Linked DNA regions of Homo sapiens: regions 2 and 3 are each linked to region 1. Evidence: read pairs that join two places in POLR2A ChIA-PET (ENCODE). Cell type or tissue: MCF 10A. All regions are shown on one strand. Region 1 has its middle 11 kb from the start of CREG1. Region 2 has its middle 75 kb from the start of MPZL1. Region 3 overlaps RCSD1 (RCSD domain containing 1).

Region 1 (4,000 bases):
CTGCTACATGAAGCAACATGGATGAATCACATAAAGATGATCTTGAGCAAGAGAAGCCAGCCACAAAACACATGTATGATTCTGCTTATATAAAATTCAAAAGTAGACAAATAATTCTAAGGTCTAAATATGAAAACAACAGTTCCTTTTGGGAGATAATGACTGGAAGAGAGCATGAGGGGAGCTTCGAGGCTGTTGGCAATGTTCGTTTCTGGAGCTGGGCAGTGCTTACAGAGGTGTGCTCACCTTATGAAACAATCATTGAGCTCTACACTTGATTTTTATACTTTTATGTGTCTATGTTTGTGTTGCTCCTTAACAAATTATCCCTAAACTTAGTGACTTAAATAATGAATATGTATTATTCCATTATTTCTTTGGGTCAGGAATTGAGGTGTGGGTTGACTAAGTAGTTCTGGCTTAAGGTCTGTCATGACAGTCGCAGTCAAGCTGTTGACAGGAGCCGCAGTCATCTCAGGGCTCCACTGGAGTCTTACAATTTTTTCATAATCTCAGAATGACATTCCGTCATTCAAGGAGAGGAGATTAACACAGGACATGATACCAGGGGGTGAGGAAGGCAAGCATATGGGATTGGTGCTGTTATACTACTCCAGTATTCAGAGAGGAGGGGGTAACAAAGAAGATGGAAGAACACCTACAACTTATATTTATCCTCCAGTCCAGCTTTATAACCTCCCCTGGTCTCATGCCTTAGTCTAGAAGTGGAACATGATGGATAGGGGAAGGAGGGGCTAAAAAAAACCTCAACAACATGAACTGAAAGTGCATATGTTGGCAGTAATGTTTGGCAATAGTGGAGGTCCAGTTTCGATGATGCCCGGTGGTTGTAGGCCAGTGCAGAGCTGCAGTATCCGGTGCAACAGTTCCCCATGAAAGTGGCTCATCTGAAGGCTGTGACAACAGAAGAAGGGCCCTGATGCAGCTGTGCAGGCAGAGGTGGCCCGAGCAGGCAAAGGAGGTTGAGCTCATAAGTGAGACGCCTCTGGTGATAGGAGCGACTTGGAGGAGAAGTAGAGGCCCCACCATCATGAGTGGAGACAAGGGTCATCAATATAAAGAGCTACTGTGAATGTGACTCACTTTGTCTCCCAGGCAAACAGAAGCCACTTAAAGCTTTCATTGAAAGGAAGGAGAAATCATCAGCTAGATAGATAGTGACTATGCTGGAGGTGAGTGAGAAGTTGGCTTTGGTCCAGGTCTCAACTGGGCAGCTGCTGGACTGAATCCAGACTGGCTGGCCCTTACATTCTCCTTGTTGCTTGTCTACAACCTCCGAGAGTCTTGAGCTGGGTGTGAAAGTCTCCTTCTACCTAAAATGTGGATGTGTGATGCAGGGAGGCGTCAGGAGATAGGGAATGCTGGGGCTGTTTTTCCTAAAAGCAAGAAGGAAAATGAAAGCTTAATAATGACAGGTAAGGTTGAATTGTCACGATAATATGTGGCTTGTATATTGGGAGCTTATGCCATTTACTTCTTGTTCCACATGCATCATTCCTTAAACAAGTGTTTGCTAAATATTTAATGTGCATTTATATTTAATGGAAGGGGTTTTTTGTACAGTAGAAAAAGTCACACAACATCATATGCATTAAGACTGATAGTCACAGGTTTTTACATGTGGGGATGGCTTAATTTTGGAGGTGGTGACCCAAGGCACTGTTAGTGACCTAGATGACCACTAGAATACCAGATACAGTCACAAGAATGAATTCAGAGCCCTTTAAAAGCTATGCCTAGCAAATTCCATGAAGGGTGTGTGAAAAATAAAAGACCAGAAGGCACTATAGAAAACAATTCTCCTGCTCCTCAAGCAATGATAAACGAGATTGCATCATGTCTTTGCTTAAACCCTCCAGTGGCTACTCCTTACACTTACTAGCTACACTGCTTGGCATGGCCTGCAGGGTCTGACCTGGTAGAGCGGGCCTCTGCATACCTCTCCAACCACACCTCCTGTTCTCAGTCCCCAGCTCCAGCCACATGCCTCTCCTGGCTGCTCCCCAAACATCTCCAATCCCTTCTGCCTCAGGGGCTTTACACTTGTTCCTCTTTCTGCTAAGAACTTTCTTCTCTGAGCTCTTCATGAGCCAGCTTCTTTCCAAACCCCTTCTCAACTGTTGAAGATAATTTCATAGAGACCTTCCCTGACTTACCCCATCCAAAATACCCACTTCCAGACACTCCCAGCTCCATTACCCAGTTTTGTTTTTTTCCTAGCACCCACCACGATTAATCATTATATTACTTAGTTATTTGTCCACCGTCTTCACTAGGATGGAAACTCCATGGGAGGAGAAACTTGTCTGTTTTGTTCAGCTCGGAATCCCCTGGGCATAGAACAGTGCCTGGGCCACACAGGTGCACAGGCACTGATTGTTAAATGAATTAATATGTGGATGATTAAATTATGAGCCATGTTTTAAATCGGGGTGTCCACTTTTTTGGCTTCCCTAGGCTGCATTGGAAGAAAAATTGTCTTGGGCCGCTTGTAAAATACACTAATACTAATGATAGCTGATGAGCTAAAAAAAAAAATCGCAAAAAATTCTCATAATGTTTTAAGAAAGTTTACGAATTTGTGTTGGGCTGCATGCAGCCCACAGGCCACAGGTTGCACAAGCTTGTTTTAAATGTTTTTAGCTATGTTTCCTTCCATAGTTTCTATAACTTGAAGTACAATTTAAGATGATATCACTCTACATTCTTTTACTTCTATCAAAAGAATATATTCTTTCTATCTATGTGCCCCAGTAAGAAGCCCAAGAATTCTGGGCTGCTCTTCAAGCCATGGGGTCAGTTACGATTGCCTTGTACAAAAATAAATCATTTGATAACTGGGAAACTGGAGTCTTCTGCAGAGAGGCTGCATTCAGAGCCTGTATGTGGAGCTGTTGAGGATGCACAGGATCTCTTCCAGAAACAGGCAGCCTAGAGCCAGATGCAGGTATGGCTGGAAACTTGCCATTGCAAAGTTTTTCAGGGTGCAGGGATGAGAGGATACCCTCTCCCATGGTGTTGTCCTAAGCTGTGGTCCCTCTGTGCACCTGTGAGTCTGAACCCCAATGTGACAGCTCCTTGGTTACATAAAACTCTCAGCATAATCACCATGGCAAATATTTATCAAGCTCTGTGTGCCCAGTACTATTCCAAATACTTTCATGTACTATCTCACTTCATTTTCACATCAACTCTACGACATAATACCACAGGTCCTCAATTTCACATCCTCATTTCCAAAATTCAAAAAGCTCTGAAAACAGTCATTTGCCAGCACACCTTCCCTCGGTGAGACTCTTCATGTTTTTTATCCATCCTGTGCTCCGCAGGTGTTCCTATGTTTCACTGCAGAACTATGAATGTTGTGGAGGAAAAGCAACCGGAACACCATGACCGTAGACTTTAATCCAGACTGCCAGGCAGAAGCAGTCCCTGAAAGGAGTGTTCTCAAATACCTTGGGGGAGGAGGGAGGGTTTTTGGGTTTGTTGTTTGTTGTTGTTGTTTTTATTGCTGTTATAGGGCCTTAGCAGGGGGGTCAGCCTTAATTCAGGAAGTTCAGGAATAGTAGGTGAGGGATGGATTTTAGAAGAGAGAGGAATTCTTGCACATCAGCCACCATTGTTCAGGCAATTTGGATTTCATTAAGAGGGATGAGGAGGAGCAGTTAGGGGCTAAGGTCACGTGTTAGAGTGGGTGGAAGAACAGCTGTGGAGGACGAGGACATGCCACAGCCTCAGTGGAAACTTCTTGGTCCTTCGGTGTCTCTCAGTGTATTCGATTGCAGGTACTGCTCCAGACACCACTTTCTCTATTCTAGGAAGTTTCCCAGGCTGCCTCAAGAAATGTGAAATTCTTTTCTTTTCTGTGTAGTACATAAAATAGATACTTCTGGGCAGCTTCTTACCTTTCTCAGATCTGAAAATCCTGAATTCTGAGACACGTTTGGCCCAAGGGTCTTGGGTAAGGGATTACGAGCTC
Region 2 (4,000 bases), 230 kb after region 1:
TATTTTAAACCATTTCTTTTTTTCTTTCTATTTTAAACAGAGTTTCACTCTTGTTGCCCAGGCTGGAGTGCAATGGCGTGATCTCAGCTCACCACAACCTCCACCTCCCAAGTTCAAGCGATTCTCCTGCCTCAGCCTCCCAAGCTGGGATTACAGGCATGCGTCACCATGCCCTGCTAATTTGGTATTTTTAGTAGAGACAGGGTTTCTCCATGTTGGTCAGGCTGGTCTCAAACTCCCAACTTAAGGTGATCCGCCCACCTCGGTCTCCCAAAGTGCTGGGATTACAGGCATAAGCCACCGCAGCCAGCCTTTGCATTTTAAACCATTTCTGATCTTCTGGATAGGTTGTTTCCAGTTGTTTTGTTATTGGCTATTACAAGTAGTGCTGTAATTGTCATTTGCCTTCATGAGCTATTAAGGAAGAAAAGCCAAATAATTTGCAGGCTCAGAGAAGCAACACAGAATCAGTCACGTCCTTGGCCTTGGAAATGGGATCTAATATCTGAGAGCGATGAAAGTGGCTCACAAGCTCCCCTGCCCTCCTCACATCCTTCCTAAAGCCATCAGGAGCTGGCCACAGAGCACACTGGCTGCTCTCAAGTTTGACTGAGTCTTGGGTTGTTAGAAAAACAACTGGGAGTGGAAGGCAGGAGGGAGCTCTAGAATCCACGGGAGACCTGGCTGTGTTTGCAAAGAAGAAAACATAGACGTAAAGCCCAAAGGGGTCCGTAGGGAACTGCTGCTTCCAGCTTCCATTTCCTCCTGCAAACAGGATGTGAAGCTATTGTCCCTTCTTGGCTCAGGCTTTTGGATTTGTTTGTCCATCCATTTCTTCACTGTGGCCTTTGTGGAGCTGGCCTTTAGTGTTGCAGAATATAAGGAAGGGCTGGGTTTGTTTGTTTGTTTGTCTTTTAAAATCTCCCTACCTCTGTGAAGAGGATGTGGTGCAGATTTGCTTTCAAGCCTTGCCCTCCGTGCTGTGGGGCTGACAAAATTCTGGTTACTTTGCCCTTCAGGGCATTAAATGATTTCAGGTATTTATACCTGAGTCACTGCTCTGCTATGGGAGCGGGGGATAGAACAGCTAAAAACCATCTTAAGGCCTGAGGTTTCTCATTCTGTGATAAGGACTCCAAGGAAACTGAATTTCAATACTAGAGTACATTGTTGGTTCTTTCTCTGCCTTTGAATAGAATTATTTTTTAAATTACAAAGTTTCTTTTAAAAGAAAGAACTTTTAAATATATTTTGTAGGGAATCTCTTAGAAGGTACAATAGATTCATAGGAATGTGGAACATTTGGCCGGGTGCAGTGGCTCATGCCTGTAATCCCAACAATTTGGGAGGCCGAGGCAGGCGGATCACTTGAGGTCAGGAGTTAAAGACCAGCCTGGTCAACATGGTGAAACCCCATCTCTACTAAAAATACAAAAAATTAGCCGGGGGCGGTGGCATGCTCCTGTAGTCCCAGCTACTCGGGAGGCTGAGCGGGGAGAAGGGGAGAATCACTTGAACCCAGGAGGTGGAGGTTGCAGTGAGCTGAGATCGTGCCATTGTACTCCAGCCTGGGCAACAAGCGAGACTCCGTCTCAAAAAAAAAAAAAAAAAAAAAAAAAAGAATGTGGAACATTTTACAAAATCTCGTCCATGATCTTGCCGGCCCAGCAGAATCCCAGATGTTTGTCTATAACGCGTCTGGATGTTCCTATCTGAGAAAAAGCCTTAGTCTTTTACTTGTAAGCTATTCCTGAAGAAGGTTGCCTCAGCAGGGGAAAACTTTCTGAAAAGCTTGATCAAGTACCTGGGTCCCAAGAATGTCAAGCATCTGTGGAACACACAGTTCCCAGCAGCCAGCAAGTCCCACACTGCTCAGTGTCCTGCAGCCAAGGAAGCTGAACTGAGCTCATGGGGTTACAGGAAGATGAAACAACACTGCCTCACTGGCAAGGAGATCACACTGCTGAGTGCTGCCTGAGTCCCTCTGACACACCAGGCTCTTGGAGAGGAGGTCGTGGTAATCATTTAATGCTGACTAATTGAGGTTGAGCAAGAGAGAAAAATACCCGAGGGAGATACATGAAATAAACTTAGGAGGAGAGCTTGTACTTGGCTGGAAATAACTGGCCTTCTTCCATATCCTCTCTAAAAAATACCATAAGAGAAAGTAAAAAATTTGTGGTTTCTATTGTAAATTGTGTTGATTCAAATTAATTTCAAGCTTTTAGATTGTAGTTCTATGGCTACCCATCACACCTCCTCCTCCCATCAGTAGGCATGCCATTAAAGTCACGGCAAAATGCAGGTTCTTCTGGTAGAGGCAGAGAGGTCATATGAAGGAGGATAGAGAAATAGGAGCAGCTTAGCCAATGTAGTACCTGTGCATTAGACTAATATCTAATCTGTTACTAAGCACTAAATTGATATCCTGGAATCACAAGAATTGGATAACTACATATTGATAAAAGGGTTTGCCTCTCCAGCCTGATATATTTTCTCTTATATATTAGTACCTCTCTTCTCATCCAAGTTGATATCATTCTGTGCTATAGAAACATCTCAGTTCAACCTTCGGTGGCTTTGTTTTGGCATGTTAAGGTTAATGGAGATAGGCACAGACCTACACTGTACTACATGGCAGCCACTGGCTACATGTGGCCATTTAATTTTGTTTGTTTGTTTGTTTGTTTTAGACAGGGGATTCTGCTGGGCCGGCAAGATCTTGGACAAGGTTTTGTAAAATGTTCCACATTCTTTTTTTTTTTTTTTGAGATGGAGTCTCGCTCTGTCACCCAGGCTGGAGTACAATGGCACGATCTCGGCTCACTGCAACCTCCACCTCCTGGGTTCAAGTGATTCTCCCCTCTCAGCCTCCCGAGTAGCTGGGACTACAGGTGTGTGCCGCCACGCCCGGCTAATTTTTTGTATTTTTAGTAGAGATGGGGTTTCACCACGTTGACCAGGCTGGTCTTGAACTCCTGACCTCAAGTGATCCACCTGCCTCGGCCTCCCAAAGTACTGGGATTACAGGCATGAGCCACCACACCCGACCCTACTTTTTTTTTTTAATGAAAGAGATGGGGCCTCACTCTGTTGCCCAGGCTTGAGTGCAATGGTGCAATCACAGCTCACTACAGCCTCAAACTCCTGGGTTCGAGCAGTCCTCCCGCCTCAGCCTCCTGAGAGCTGGGACTACAGATGCATGCCACCACACCTGACTAATTTTTTTTTAATTAATTTTTTGTAGAGACTGGATCTTGCTCTGTTGCCCAGGCTGGTCTTGAGCTTCTGGGCTCAATCAGTCCTCCTGCCTCAATGTCCTAAAGTGCTGGGATTAGCCTTGGCAACATGGTGATGTTCTCAAACCAAACTGAGGGTCAGGCTGCTATGTCTCGCAGCCCAATAATGAGATGCAGATGAACTGGGGAGGAAGAGAGTTTTTATTTCTGTAACCAGTTACAGGGAGAAGGCCTGGAAATTATTGCCAGAACAACTCAAAATTACGAAGTTTTTCAGAGTGTATATACCTTCAAGCTATATGTCTGTGTGTAAGTGTGCATTAATCTAAAGACATAAGTGATTAACTTCTTTTAATCTATGACTAAGGTCTGAGTCCTGAAGACCTTCTTCTGGAGCCTCAGTAAATTTACTTAATGTAAATAGGTGTAGGTGCTGGGGTGATTACCCTTATCTTGTCTCCTGTTAAATCATAAAGGTTTGGGGAGTTCCTTTAGATCCCAGTAAACTTGTTTGTGGAGGCCTGGGGAGTTTCTTCAGACCCCCAATAAAACTTGTTTAATCGTAAAAGGGTCCTGTTAAGAATTCCTTCATTATCTTGTCATGCTTCAAGGCCCAGGAAAAGCCTAGGCACAACTCTTGGTGGGCTCTTTGTTACATTCCGCCCTTTGTATAAGGGCACTGGCTCAATCAGCTTTAATGTTTAACCTAGCTACTCAGTCAGAGCTGGGACAGTTGTAATGGAGGCCTGCGTTAGTGAGAC
Region 3 (4,000 bases), 140 kb after region 1:
CTTTGTGAATATGTGCATGATTGTGAATGTGTGATGAAAAGGGCCACTTTACTTGAGGAAGGCATGGAACAGAAAGTATGGGGTTTAGATATGAAAAATGAAACTGCATTTTTCTTCTGGAGGGTCTAAACATAGTAGCAGACGAGAGAGGGGCAGTAAAAATGACAAGAATGTGACATTGCGGCACCATGCTTGTGGGCATCAGAATACCTTTCTATCCCCCAAGTCTCCTGTTAGTCACATTATTTGGTGTATTTTGTGAAAAAAATAGAGGCCCCATTCCCAGGGCTTGTTCATTAATAAAGGGGGCTCTTGGCAGGGAACTCATGAAGTACAGGGACTGATTTTTGTTGGTGCTGCAGCCCCACTGCTTAAAACTCTCCTTTCTCAAAGCAACCATGATCAGGTGTTTTATTTGCATGGTTGATACTGGAACTTCTAAATTTGGGATTAAAGAAATTCATCTGTGTCTTAGGTAGCACAAAGTTATTAACAGGCCAGGAAGACCTTGTTTCTTTCAGGCTTCCATAATGGGTTTGAAAGAAAACACGGATTCTTCTACAGCAACAGAGTTAAAGAAATAGTCATAGTCATTCTTCCACGATCTTTGTAGTCTAGCTTGAATTTCAAACTGTGTCCTTCCTTACTCCAGAGAGGGAGCAAGAAAAAAAACCTGGATGCTTTGAAGGGATCTGCCACTATTTAAAAGGGGATTAGGATTCTGTTTCAGCTGCATGTGGAACTAGGTAAGCTTCAGTGGCCTCAGAACTCCAGGCCCCTCACGGAGATCACCCTGAACAATGCCCAGTTTTTCATGCAGGTTTTGTCCTATGACCAGTTAACTACATGTTCAATAAATAAATGTCAAAGAAATAAATGCGTGAAAAGGCAACCAGTTCATCATCTTATGATTAGGTTTTCTTGATTAGGGATGTGTTTAGTACAGCTGAATGAACAAGTTCACCCAGCTGCTGGTGACAGAAACCCAACTCAAACTAGCTGATGAAAAACAGAACTATACAGATCAATGAATCTCTCCCCCTTTTTCAGCCTCATAGAACTGAAAAAAACAAACCTAAATACAGTCACCCAAGTGATGTCAGGAATCTCTCATGGTATTGGTCTCTGCTTTCCCTCGTATTGGCCATATTCTTTTTTTTTTCTTTTTTAAAAACTTATTTAATTAGTTTTCCTTAATAGTTGCAGCCAAGGCTGTCTCTTTTTTCTCTTCTTTTCTCTTCTTTTTTTTTGAATGAGACAGAGTCTCGCGCTGTCACTCAGGCTGGAGTGCAGTGGCACAATCACAGTTCACTGCAACCTCTGCCTCCTGCATTCAAGCGATTCTCGTGCCTCAGCCTCCCAAGTACTGCAGTTACTTTTGCACCAACCTAATAGCTCGGATTACAAGTATGCACCACCATGCCCAGCTAATTTTTGTATTTTTTAGTAGAGACCAGGTTTCACTATGTTGGCCAGGCTGGTCTCAAACTCCTGGCCTCTAGTGATCTGCCTGCCTCGGTCTCCCAAAGTGGGATTACAGGCATGAACCACCACGTCCAGCCAGTCATTTTCTTAAGTAGGTTCTTCCCAGCCTGCAAACCCAGTGAAAGGGCTTATTCTTTCACCATTACTGTGGGGAAAAAGTCCTGTAGAGGCTTTCCATAGGCCCTGTGTGACTCACGTGTCTATACCTGAATCAACTGTTACAACCAAGCAGATGCAGAGACTGCGTGCCCTCTCCTGGAGCTAGGAGCTAGGTGAGTCAATCCTGCACTTTCTCTACAAGGCTTGCAAAGGTGAGCAAGAAGATTCCCCAAAGTGAAATCAGGGTGCTGTTACCAAAAGAAGCTATGCTGGCAGGCAAAAAACAACAGCTGTTTCCCATAGGGCAAAACCTGAAACACCCAATTACTATCCCATTGTTTGCTTCAAAATTAAATTTTGTTTGACCCCAACTAGTTCTAGTCAAGTTTTTGCTCGATGGACCACGTGAAAAAAGGATAAACAATGTCTCTATATAATGCATGATCAGGTGGTTTATGAAGATGTCAAGAGCACTGAACAAAATCCAAATGCTCACATAAAATGGGATTAGGTTTCATAAGCCACCCAAGAAAATCAGTCTCATTATTTTATGTAATAATGTATTACTGTGCCCAGAGCTAACCTGTAGCTCTAGGGGAGTACAATGTGTTTGTATTATTCTTCATTGTACACAGTGCCTCAGACATAGTAGGTATTCAATAAATATTTGTTAAATCATGAATGACTGAATTGATTTCAGAGCTGAGATGGGATTATTTTCAACAGTCATCCCTGCTTAACACCTCTTTTATCTGACAGCAGACACCTGAAATGTCATCATTGGCTTCCTTCAATATGCAAATACTTCTGAGAGAGATCATTATTTGGAGCCTCCTTTGTCATTTACACCTTGGTGTGAGAAGTTTCTTGAGACCCTTCCCAGAGGGGGTTACAAAAGAGGAGCAAAGTGCACAAAATTCTAGGGTCAGGAGACACACTTTTCTGCCTTCCCAGTTTTGTTGGGGTAACCCAGGCTCCCCATGAGCCCTGTGCTGGATGTCCTGATCACAGTGGCTATGGATGCTGACAAGAGACCATTATTCCAGTTTTGCCCGCAAATCCCAGGAGAGCTGTGGGAATTCCAGCAAAGTCCCACTGTGGTCAAATGGGGCAGGAAACTGGTTCTTTGAGACTCCTCAGAGGAGGAAGAGATGATGAATGTATTACATGCCTCAGAGGGTAAAGGAAGCCAACAGTAAAACCACCCACATCCAAAACAGGAACTAAGAGATGTCTTACACATCCCCCTAATCCTGAAAAGCTGTGGGGCTTCTCCATGGGAGCTGAACACCCTCCGCCTGGAGCAGCCAGGAAGACACTATGAGGGAAGCAGGATGCCGAAGGAAGAGGTCAGAAAAGGCTAGGATTCTGGGCAGGCGCGGTGGCTCATGCCTGTAATCCTAGCACTTTGGGAGGCCAAAGCAGGTGGATAGCTTGAGGCTAGGAGTTCAAGACCAGCCAAGATGGTGAAGTCCCGTCTCTATTACAAATACAAAAATTAGCTGAGTCTGTTGGTGTGCCTGTAATCCCAGCTACTGGGGAGGCTGAGGCAGGAGAATCGCTTGAACCCGGGAGGTGGAGGCAGCAGTGAGCTGAGATCACGCCACTGTACTCCAGCCTGGGTGACAGAGTGAGACTCGGTCTCAATAAAAAAAAAAAAAAAAAAAAGGCTAGGATTCCCGCCCCCAAGTACTCCTGCAAGTAATATGACTCTAGTCCTTCATGATGTAGTTTTACATAGAAATTTAAGAAAGTGGCCAGGTGCAGTGGCTCACACCTGTAATCCCAGCACTTTGGGAGGCCAAGGTGGGTGGATCACCTGAGGTCAGGAGTTCGAGACCAGCCTGGCCAACACGGTGAAACCCCGTCTCTACTAAAAATACAAAAATTAGCTGAGCAGGGTGCCGCACACCTGTAATCCCAGCTACTCCGGGGGCTGAGGCAGGAGAATCGCTTGAACCTAGGAGGCGGAGGTTGCAGTGAGCCGAGATTGTGCCATTGCACTCCAGCCTGGGCGACAGAGTGAGACTGTGTCTCTAAAAAAAAAAAAAAAGAAAAGAAAGAAATTAGAGAAAGTTACTCTAACTTGGGTAAACCCCTAAGTCAGTTACCACACTTACCAGGTGCTTCTGTTTTAAAGAATGAGTGGACTGAATTGCACTTTAACCAGCATGCAGAAACAAAATTCTAGAATAATTATATGATTGGTACTCAAAGGATGGATATTGCCAAGACACAGATACTCATTCCCCCCCAAGAAAATAATAGCCTCTTCAAACAATAGGACCTCCAATACTAGTCACTGCTGTTTGACTATCTAAGGAAGCCACACATGCTAGACGGTGCCAGGCACATCCCCATCACAGTTGCACCTGGCCTCTCAGGAGTGATACAAACAGGCTTATTGACCACCTCT

Evidence for each region. ChIA-PET counts read pairs that join two places held together with the same protein. Peaks named below come from ENCODE experiments on the same cell type or tissue, not always from the same donor. Only the 100,000 strongest peaks of a DNase experiment are listed, where the experiment ranks them.
Region 2: POLR2A ChIA-PET joins it to region 1 with 5 read pairs; 2 of 35 experiments call an interaction of 5 or more read pairs at or near these places.
Region 3: POLR2A ChIA-PET joins it to region 1 with 7 read pairs; 14 of 35 experiments call an interaction of 5 or more read pairs at or near these places.

What each region holds. Positions count from the first base shown.
Region 1 is chr1:167,562,901-167,566,900 of GRCh38, forward strand. No RefSeq gene overlaps it. Among named protein-coding and RNA genes, the nearest start is that of CREG1, 11 kb to the left of the region's middle. RefSeq lists an enhancer at 1,189-2,388. In MCF 10A, no CTCF peak of the experiment used is centred here; DNase peaks (open chromatin) are centred at 11, 1,211 and 1,941.
Region 2 is chr1:167,795,263-167,799,262 of GRCh38, forward strand. No RefSeq gene overlaps it. Among named protein-coding and RNA genes, the nearest start is that of MPZL1, 75 kb to the left of the region's middle. In MCF 10A, a CTCF peak has its summit at 1,935; DNase peaks (open chromatin) are centred at 949 and 1,979.
Region 3 is chr1:167,706,431-167,710,430 of GRCh38, forward strand. RCSD1 (RCSD domain containing 1) reads left to right here. Exons shown (of 7, transcript NM_052862.4): 7 at 1-2,266. Among named protein-coding and RNA genes, the nearest start is that of TRP-CGG1-1, 6.3 kb to the right of the region's middle. RefSeq lists an enhancer at 718-917. In MCF 10A, no CTCF peak of the experiment used is centred here; a DNase peak (open chromatin) is centred at 1,731.